2 separate regions of the Homo sapiens genome follow, and region 2 is linked to region 1. The links are chromatin loops, found by intact Hi-C in ENCODE. Cell type or tissue: Caco-2. All regions are shown on one strand. Links, peaks and the distances in the headings refer to the core of each region. The heading gives the core; the rest is flanking DNA.

Region 1 (4,406 bases), core at 135-4,134:
AGAATTCAGCTGTGAATCCATCTGGTCTGGGAATTTTTTGGTAGGCATTTTTTTTTATTACTGATTCAATCTCACTGCTTGTTAATGTTCTGTTCAGGGTTTCTATTTTTTCCTGATTTAATCTAGGAGGATTGTATATTTCCAGGAATTTATCAATTTCCCCTAAATTTTCTAGTTAGTATGCACAAAGGTGTTCATAGTAGTCTTTAATGATCTTTTGTATTTCTGTGGTATCAGTTGTAATATCTCCAGTTTCACTTCTAGTTGAGTTTATTTGTATCTTCTCTCTTCTTTTCCTGGTTAATCTTACTAATGGTCTATCAATTTTGTTTATCTTTTTGAAGAACTAGATTTTTGTTTCATTTATCTTTTGTATTTTTTTGTTTCAATTAGTTTTGTTTAGTTCTGCTCTGATCTTTATTTTTTTCTTCTTCTTTTGGGTTTGGGTTTAGTCTATCCTTGTTTCTCTAGTTCCTTGAGGGATGACATTAGATTGTCAATTTGCACTCTTTCAGAGTTTTTATGTAGGCTTTTAACATTATAAACTTTCCTCTTAGCACCACTTTTGCTGTATTACAGAGGTTTTGATAAGTTGTCACTATTATCATTCATTTCAAAAAATTTTTAAATTTCATATTGATTTCATTGTTAACTCAAAAATCATTCAAGGGCAGATTATTTAATTTGCATGTGTTTGTAGAATTTTGAGAGTTCCTTTTGGAGTTAATTTCCAGTTTTATTCCACTGTGGTCTGAGAAGATACTTGATATGATTTTGATCGTCTTAAATTTATTGAGACTTGTTTTGTGGCCTATCATATGTTCTGTCTTGGAGAATGTTCCATGTGCTGATAAGAAGAATATGTATTCTGCAGTTTTTTGGGAAGAATGTTCTATAAATATGTTAAGTTCATTTTTTTAGGGTATAGTTTAAGTCCATTGCCTCTTCATTGACGTTCTGTCTTGATGACCCGTCTAGTGCTGTCAGTGGAATATTGAAGTCCCCACTATTATTGTGTTGCTGTCTATCTCATTTCTTGGGTCCAGTAGTAATTCATTTATAAATCTGTGAGCTCCAGTGTTAGGTGCATATAAATTTAGGATTGTAATGTCTTCTTGTTGGACTAATACTTTTATCACTATATAATGTCCTTGTCTATTTTTATTTTTGTTGCTTTAAAATCTGTTTTGCCTTATACAAGAACACTTACTCCTGATACCTTTTAGTTTCCATTTGCATAGAATATCTTTTACCACCCCTTTACCTTAAATTTCTATGAGTCCTTTAGTGTTGGCTGAGTTTCCTAAAGATGGCAGATATTTGGTTGGTGGTTTTTAAAAATCCATTCTGCCATTCTGTATCTTTTAAATGAAGCATTTAGGCCATTTACATTCAACATTAATATTGAGATGTGAGATACTGTTCTATTCATCATGTTAGTTGTTATCTAGATACTTTTTTTCTCTCTCTCTCATTGGGTTATTGTTTTATAGGCCCTGTGAGATTTTTGCTTTAAGGGGGTTCTATTTTGGTGTATTTTGAGTTTTTGTTTGAAGATTTAGAACTTCTTTCAGCATTTCTTGTAGTGCTGGTTTGGTAGTGGCAAATTCCCTCAGTATTTGTTTGTCTGAAAAAGACTTTATCTTCCCTTCATTTATGAATCTTAGTTTTGCTGAATACAAAATTCTTGGCTGACAATTATTTTGTTTAAGGAGGCTAAAGATAGGACCCCAATTCCTACTGGCTTGTAAGGTTTCTGCTGAGAAATCTGCTGTTACTCTGATAGTTTTCCCTTTGTAGGTTACCTGATGCTTTTGTCTCATAGCTCTAAAATTCTTTCCTTCATGTTGACTTTAGATAGCTTGATGACTATGTGCCTTGCTGATGATTTTTTTGCAAGAAATTTCCAAGGGGTTTTTTGAGCTTCTTGTATTTGGATATGTACATTTCTAGCAAAGCCAGGAATGTTTTCCTCAATTATTCCCTCAAATAAGGTGTCTAAACTTTTAGACTTTTTTCTCCCTCAGGAATGCCAATTATTTTTAGGTTTGGCTCTTTTACAGAATCCCATATTCCTTAGTGATTTTGCTCATTTCTATTGATTCTTATTTCTTTATATTTGTCTGATTGGGTTAATTCAAAAGCCTTATCTTTGAGCTCTGAAATTTTTTCTTCTACTTGTTCTAATCTATTGTTGAATCTTTCCACTTCATTTTGTATTTCCCTAAGTGTATCTTTCATTTCCATGTCTGATTTGTTTTTCTTTATGATATCAATTGCAGGGGTCTGGCTCGCAGACCCTGACCCAGTGACAGATGAGAGACATACACTGACACAGATATTCTGCCTGTCGGTCTGGCTAAGGGGCTCTGCCCTAAGTCTGGAGCATCGCCTCAATAAGCCGGTGAAGTTTGCATTATTTAGTACAGATTAAATGACAAAGGCTTTGAGTCAGCACACTTGTGGGTAATTAATCTGGTTGCCCTCTCCCAAGAGAGCCATCCTGCCCACGAATGATCAAAGGTTAGTCTTAGCACCACATGAGTAAACATTATTTAGATAAACTCCCTTACATTCCTTTGCACCTAGTTTAAGCTATTTACTCAAGGTAAGGATTAGGCTGCCTTCAGCCAGATCTATTACTCAAGCTATGCAAACTTCCCGGCCTTCCGAGAAGGTTTGTATCTATATCCTATAACTTCATCTTACAATTTTTCCAACCACACTGACTGATCCCCTACAATGAATCTCTCTGGAAAATTTTTTATTCATATGCTAGATTGCTTTTTAAATTACTGTATGTTGGCTTTCACCCTTCTCTAATATCTCCTTGAATAGCTTAATAATCAGCCTTCTGAGCTGGGCGCACTGGCTCACACCTGTAATCCCAGCACTTTGGGAGGCTGAGGCAGGCGGATCACGAGGTCAGGAGATTGAGACCATCCTGGCTAACATGGTGAAACCCCTTCTTTACTAAAAATACAAAAAATTAGCTGGGCATGGTGGTGAGTGCCTGTAGTCTCAGCTGCTCGGGAGGCTGAGGCAGGAGAATGGCATGAACCCAGGAGGCAGAGCTGGCAGTGAGCTGAGATCGCGCCGCTGTACTCCAGCCTGGGTTACAGAGCAAGACTCCATCTCAAAAAAAAAAAAAAAAAAAAATCAGCCTTCTGAATTCTTTATGTGGTATTTTAAAGGTTTCTTGTTGGTTTGGATCTATTGCTGGGGAGCTAGTGTGATTTTGTGGGGGCTCCTTCTCATTTGGGTAGACTATTTCTTTAAATTGTTCTTAAGTTTATTTTTTATTTTATTTTTTACTTCTATTTTCCCTCTTAAAAGAATCTGACTTTAATGTTTATATATTTTTTGTTTTTTGTTTGTTTGTTTGTTTTTGTTTTGAGATGGTGTCTCATTCTGTCACCCAGGCTGGAGTGCAGTGGTGCGATCTCAGCTCACTGCAAGCTCTGCCTCCTGGGTTCACGCCATTCTCCTGCCTCAGCCTCCTGAGTAGCTGGGACTACAGGCACCCACCACCGTGCCCAGCTAATTTTTTGTATTTTTAGTAGAGACGGGGTTTCACTGTGTTAGCCAGAATGGTCTCGATCTCCTGACCTCATGGTCCGCCCACCTCAGCCTCCCAAAGTGCTGGGATTACAGGAGTGAGCCACCAGGCCTGGCCTAATGTTTATAGTTTTTTATAGCCTAATTTGATTATTGGTGCTTTTAGTAGTGAATACTCTGTTTGAGTTCCTTAGTTATAAAGACTCTTTGTGCACTGGCTTTCCCAGATGCTAGCTGTAGTAGTTATGTACTTGGTGTGTGGGCCAGTTCACTGTCTCCAATGGAGGTGGAATGGCAGGGATCTCTTGAAGTATATCTCATTCTCTCATAATGTACACTTTATTTATTGATTTAATTTTTCCCTTGTATTTTATTTACTAAGTTTATTATTCAGGTTTCAGATCAGTAGGGGCAGTATCCCCGGGTAGGCACCAGTTATAGCTAAAGCAGTTTGGTAGATGTAATACCCAATGCTGGGCAGAGGTCCCAGCCTTGATGAAGGTGGTCAGGGAGCTCTCAATTAGATGTGCAAAGGCTTTATCATGGTGAAGGGTGGGAGCTACCTCAGCTCCCCTGCCAGGCCAGCCGGAAACCTATCCACCTCACAGTCTCATTCCTGACCCAGTGTTCTGGCTATTCAGATCAGTCAGGCACCTCTCTTCATCGGAAGAAAAGGTAATGTTCCAAGTAGGGAGGAACTGTGGCTCTGCCTCTCGTGCAGACCTGAATCTAGGGAATGTTCCTCCTGGGGGGCTGCAATCACCCTGAATTATTCTGGGAAGGTTGTCTATAGGTGCATCCACACTGCATTCCTGTAGAAGAAGCCCCAGCTGTGTCTACAGTGGTAT
Region 2 (4,406 bases), core at 336-4,335, 84 kb before region 1:
ATTGCAACAGATTTCTAGCCTTTCAATATTACCTGCTAGCTTTTAGCTTTTGTTCTCTTTTAAGAAAATTCACAGTACAAGACCTGTGGAAAATTTAATTGATTCTCAAATACTCAGTTCTCTTATAATTTCCTGTTCATGTCATTCTCCTGAACATGGACAGTATACTAAGTATAAACAAGGTGATTTCTAAATTTGAAGTAAAGGGCATCACGAGATACTCTTTCACACTGAATGTGGGTATAGAAAACTGGTAGCTGATAAGAACACTGAAGAACTAGGAATTTATCTAGATCTTATTTTAACTGCAGATTCTGGTATAACTCCTCATGATGAGAAATATCTATTTTTACCAATTCCTCAAAATTTTTATCTTTATATTTCTATTCTCTGTATGTCTGAAATAATGGTTTTAAATGAGAAAAATAATTTTTAAAATTTAATCACTCATGTAAAAAGTAGTTTTTCTTGTCTTAGTGATATTCATTGATTTTCTAGATCCTCACTAACTTGCCCAGTAGTCATATGGGTCATTCAACAGATACACTCAACTGCCTTTATTTGAAAGGATCTATAAAAGGAACCCACTGCTCAGAGAAGTGCTCTCTGTATCCAACCTCGAAGTAACATTCCAAAAGAAACCACTGCACAGCATCAATGCTGCCTAGCTACAAAGAAAAGGATCAGGAACTAGGATTTCTACGCTTAAAAGAAACATATTAAGTTGTAGTTTAAGAAAATGTTTCTGCTGTTTTAGTTATGTAGCTATTCCTCTAGACTATCTTTTCATTAGATTTTAGTTTGTTGTTTAGCAGCTGTGTTCTTAGAAAGCTGATAATATGTTGAACATAGTTCAAATTTATTATATACAGCTCCAAAATTCATATTGAAAATTTTGGCCTTTTAAATAATACGATTCTCAAATAAGCTTTACTCATTGTGTTATACCAAATGTTGATACAAGTTATGTGTGTTTGTTGATACAATTATCAGATAATTCAAAACACAGCAATGTTTTTTATTTTTCAGGGAGTAACTTCTCAAGTATATTCCTTAAGTTGTTTAATATTGGAGGAAGAAAAATGAACCCTAAAATTTTCCTAATAGGCAGATTTTACCTTAAAGGTAATCTATTACTTAAAACAATGTGATCAAAAACAGTTGTGTTATTTGAAGTAAGAGTAAAGTTAATAGTGACAACATAATACTATTTTAATTGTAGTTGAGGGCTTTTTTTTGGTTTATTTTCAAAATATTTTCTCATAATGACTCTTCCAGGATATTTTAAGCTATTCCATATAAAAGCACAAATTTCTAGGATACAGTACCAGCTAGTTACTAATAAAGTTTGAATTGTCATCTTTATTTCCCATTGTAACATTCATAAAAATGGACATACATATGCAACATTATTAGAGTTCTACAAATTCAGTTTAGATTTAATTATCTAAAAGATATCAAAGGGATCATCACTAAGCAAATCACAAAGAAGCTGTAGAATCCAAACAAAGAAGAAATAAAATATTTCCACTACCTCTTGGAGAGATATGGTCTTCAGGGATGAAAAACTAACAGTAGCATCCTTTAAATTGGGATCTGGACAATAATTTTAAAACCTAGTAACAAAGCCTAGTAAATAAAAATTCCATCTAAATAATTACTGTATAAATTTTTTAAGACATAATTTAAAGATAATAATGATAAAATATAATACTTAACTGTGTATAAAATCCCAGATTTTTAAAATCAAAATGTAGAGTGAAGTGGCTGAGGCCAAATAAAATCATGCTTGATTCTTCCTTTTATTTAAATAAAATATAAATGGATAAGTTATTCTTTATGTTGTTAATTAGGGAAATCTATTTTTCTTAAAAAAATAAATCCAACCACTAAGCATGAAAAGACAAGAATATTTTCTGAATACTTACAGCAATAAAAACAAAAATAGCTTATAGAGAAAAAAGCCAAAACGCAGTAAAAATCAACAACTAAAACTCAGACAGAATGGTGGAAATGTCCATTACAATTATAAAATAAATGGATTAAATATATAAATATAAAAATATGTAGATTGTACACATATAAATATGTAGAAAAAACACATAAAATTTAGCTTTGATTAAAAATGAAATCTTGGTAGATTTTCACGGGAAAAATACAATTAAAAAGTTAAACATGAAAAATATATAGAAAAAAGCAAAAATTTGAGAGCTTTGTAAAAATACCTTTTCAAGGATAATTGTATTAATTTTTTGCTTTAATCTGAAAATTGTTAATGCAAAAATTAGGAGGGGTCTTTGGTGGAAATAATGATTTTTTTTCATTACAAGTGTTGTACTACAAAATGTAGTGTTATAGACCATATAGTCATAATTTTCTAGGCACATCTAAAACAATTTGTTTTAAAACCACACAACTAAATGGAAATTGAACAACCTGCTCTTGAATAAATACTGGGTAAATAACGAAATTAAGGCAGAAACAAATAAGCTCTTTGAAACCAATGAGAACAAAGACACAATGTACCAGAATCTCTGGGACACAGCTAACGTACTGTTTACAGGGAAATTTATAGCACTAAATGATCACCTGAGAAAGTGGGAAAGATCTAAAGTCAACACCCTAACATCACAAAATAACTAGATAAGCAAGAGCAAACAAATTCCAAAGCTAGCAGAAGACAGGAAATAACTAAGATCAGAGCAGAACTGAAAGAGACAGAGACTCTTTCAAAAAATCTTTCAAAAAAATCAATGAATCCAGGAGCTGGTTTTTTGAAAAGATTAACAAAATCGATAGACTGCTAGCCAGACTAAGAAAGAAGAAAAGAGAGAAGAAACAAATAGATACAGTAAAAAATGATAAAGGGGATATAACCACTGATCCCACAGAAATACAAACTACCATCACAGAATACTATAAACACCTCTGTGTAAGTAAACTAGAAAATCTAAAGGAAATGGATAAATTCCTGGATACATACACTCTCCCAAGAATAAACCAGGAAGAAGTCGAATCCCCAAATAGACCAATAACAAGTTCTGAAATTGAGGGAGTAATTAATAGCCTACCAACCAGAAAAAGCCCAGGACCAGACAGATTCATAGCCAATTCTACCAGAGGTACAAAGAGGAGCTGGTACCATTCTTCCTGAAACTATTCCAAACAATAGAAAAACAGGGACTCCTCCCAATTCATTTTATGAGGCCAGCATTATCCTGATACTAAGACCTGGCAGAAACACAACAAAAAAAGAAAATTTCAGGCCAATATCCCTGATGAACACTGATGCAAAAATCATCCTCAATAAAATACCAGCAAACCGAATCCAGCAGCACATCAAAAGGCTTATCCACCACAAATGAGTCAGCTTCATCCCTGGGATGCCAGGCTGGTTCAGCATACACAAATCAATAAATGTAACCCATCACATAAACAGAACCAATGACAAAAACCACATGATTATCTCAATAGATGCAGAAAAGGCCTTCAATAAAATTCAACACATCTTCATGCCAAAAACACTCAATAAACTAGGTATTGATGAAACGTATCTCAAAATGATAAGCTATTTATGACAAACCCACAGCCAATATCATACTGAATGGGCAAAAGCTGAAAGTATTCCCTTTGAAAACCAGCACAAGACAAGGATGCCCTCTCTTACCACTCCTATTCAACATAGTACTGGACATTCGGGTCAGGGCAATAAGGCAAGGCAAAGAAATAAAGGTATTCAAATAGGAAGAGAGGAAGTCAAATTGTCTCTGTTTGCAGATGACATGATTGCATATTTAAGAAACCCTATCGTCTCAGCCCAAAAACTGCTTAAGCTGATAAGCAACTTCAGCAAAATCTCAGGATAGAAAATCAATGTGCAAAAATCACAAGCATTTCTATACACCAATAACAGACAGAAAGCCAAATCATGAGTGAACTCCTATTCACAATTGCTACAAAGAGTATAAATACCTAGATATCCAACTTACAAGGGATGTGAAGGACCTCTTGAAGGAGAACTACAAACCACTGCTCAAGGAAACAAGAGAGGATACAAACAAATGGAAAAAAATTCCATGCTCATGGGTAGGAAGAATCAATATCGTGAAAATGGCCATACTGCTCAAAATAATTTATAGATTCAATGTAATTTCCATTAAGCTACCATTGACTTTCTTCACAGAATTAAAAAAAAAACTACTTTAAATTTCACATGGAACGGAAAAAGAGCCTGTATAGCCAACACAATCCTAAGCAAAAAGAACAAAGCTGGAGGCATCACGCTACCTGACTTCAAACTATACTGCAAGGCTACAGTAACCAAAACAGCATGGTACTGGTACCAAAACAGATATATAAACCAATGGAATAGAACAAAGGCCTCAGAAATAATGCCACACAGCTAC

Evidence for each region. A loop is a pair of places that touch in the nucleus more often than their neighbours do. Peaks named below come from ENCODE experiments on the same cell type or tissue, not always from the same donor. Only the 100,000 strongest peaks of a DNase experiment are listed, where the experiment ranks them.
Region 2: a loop joins it to region 1, with 16 times the contacts of the local background. A loop is called at or near these places in 1 of 110 quality-filtered maps.

The regions. Positions count from the first base shown.
Region 1 is chr5:130,473,988-130,478,393 of GRCh38, forward strand. No RefSeq gene overlaps it. Among named protein-coding and RNA genes, the nearest start is that of CHSY3-AS1, 570 kb to the left of the region's middle. In Caco-2, for the core only: no CTCF peak of the experiment used is centred there; a DNase peak (open chromatin) is centred at 2,514.
Region 2 is chr5:130,389,293-130,393,698 of GRCh38, forward strand. No RefSeq gene overlaps it. Among named protein-coding and RNA genes, the nearest start is that of CHSY3-AS1, 490 kb to the left of the region's middle. In Caco-2, for the core only: no CTCF peak of the experiment used is centred there; no DNase peak of the experiment used is centred there.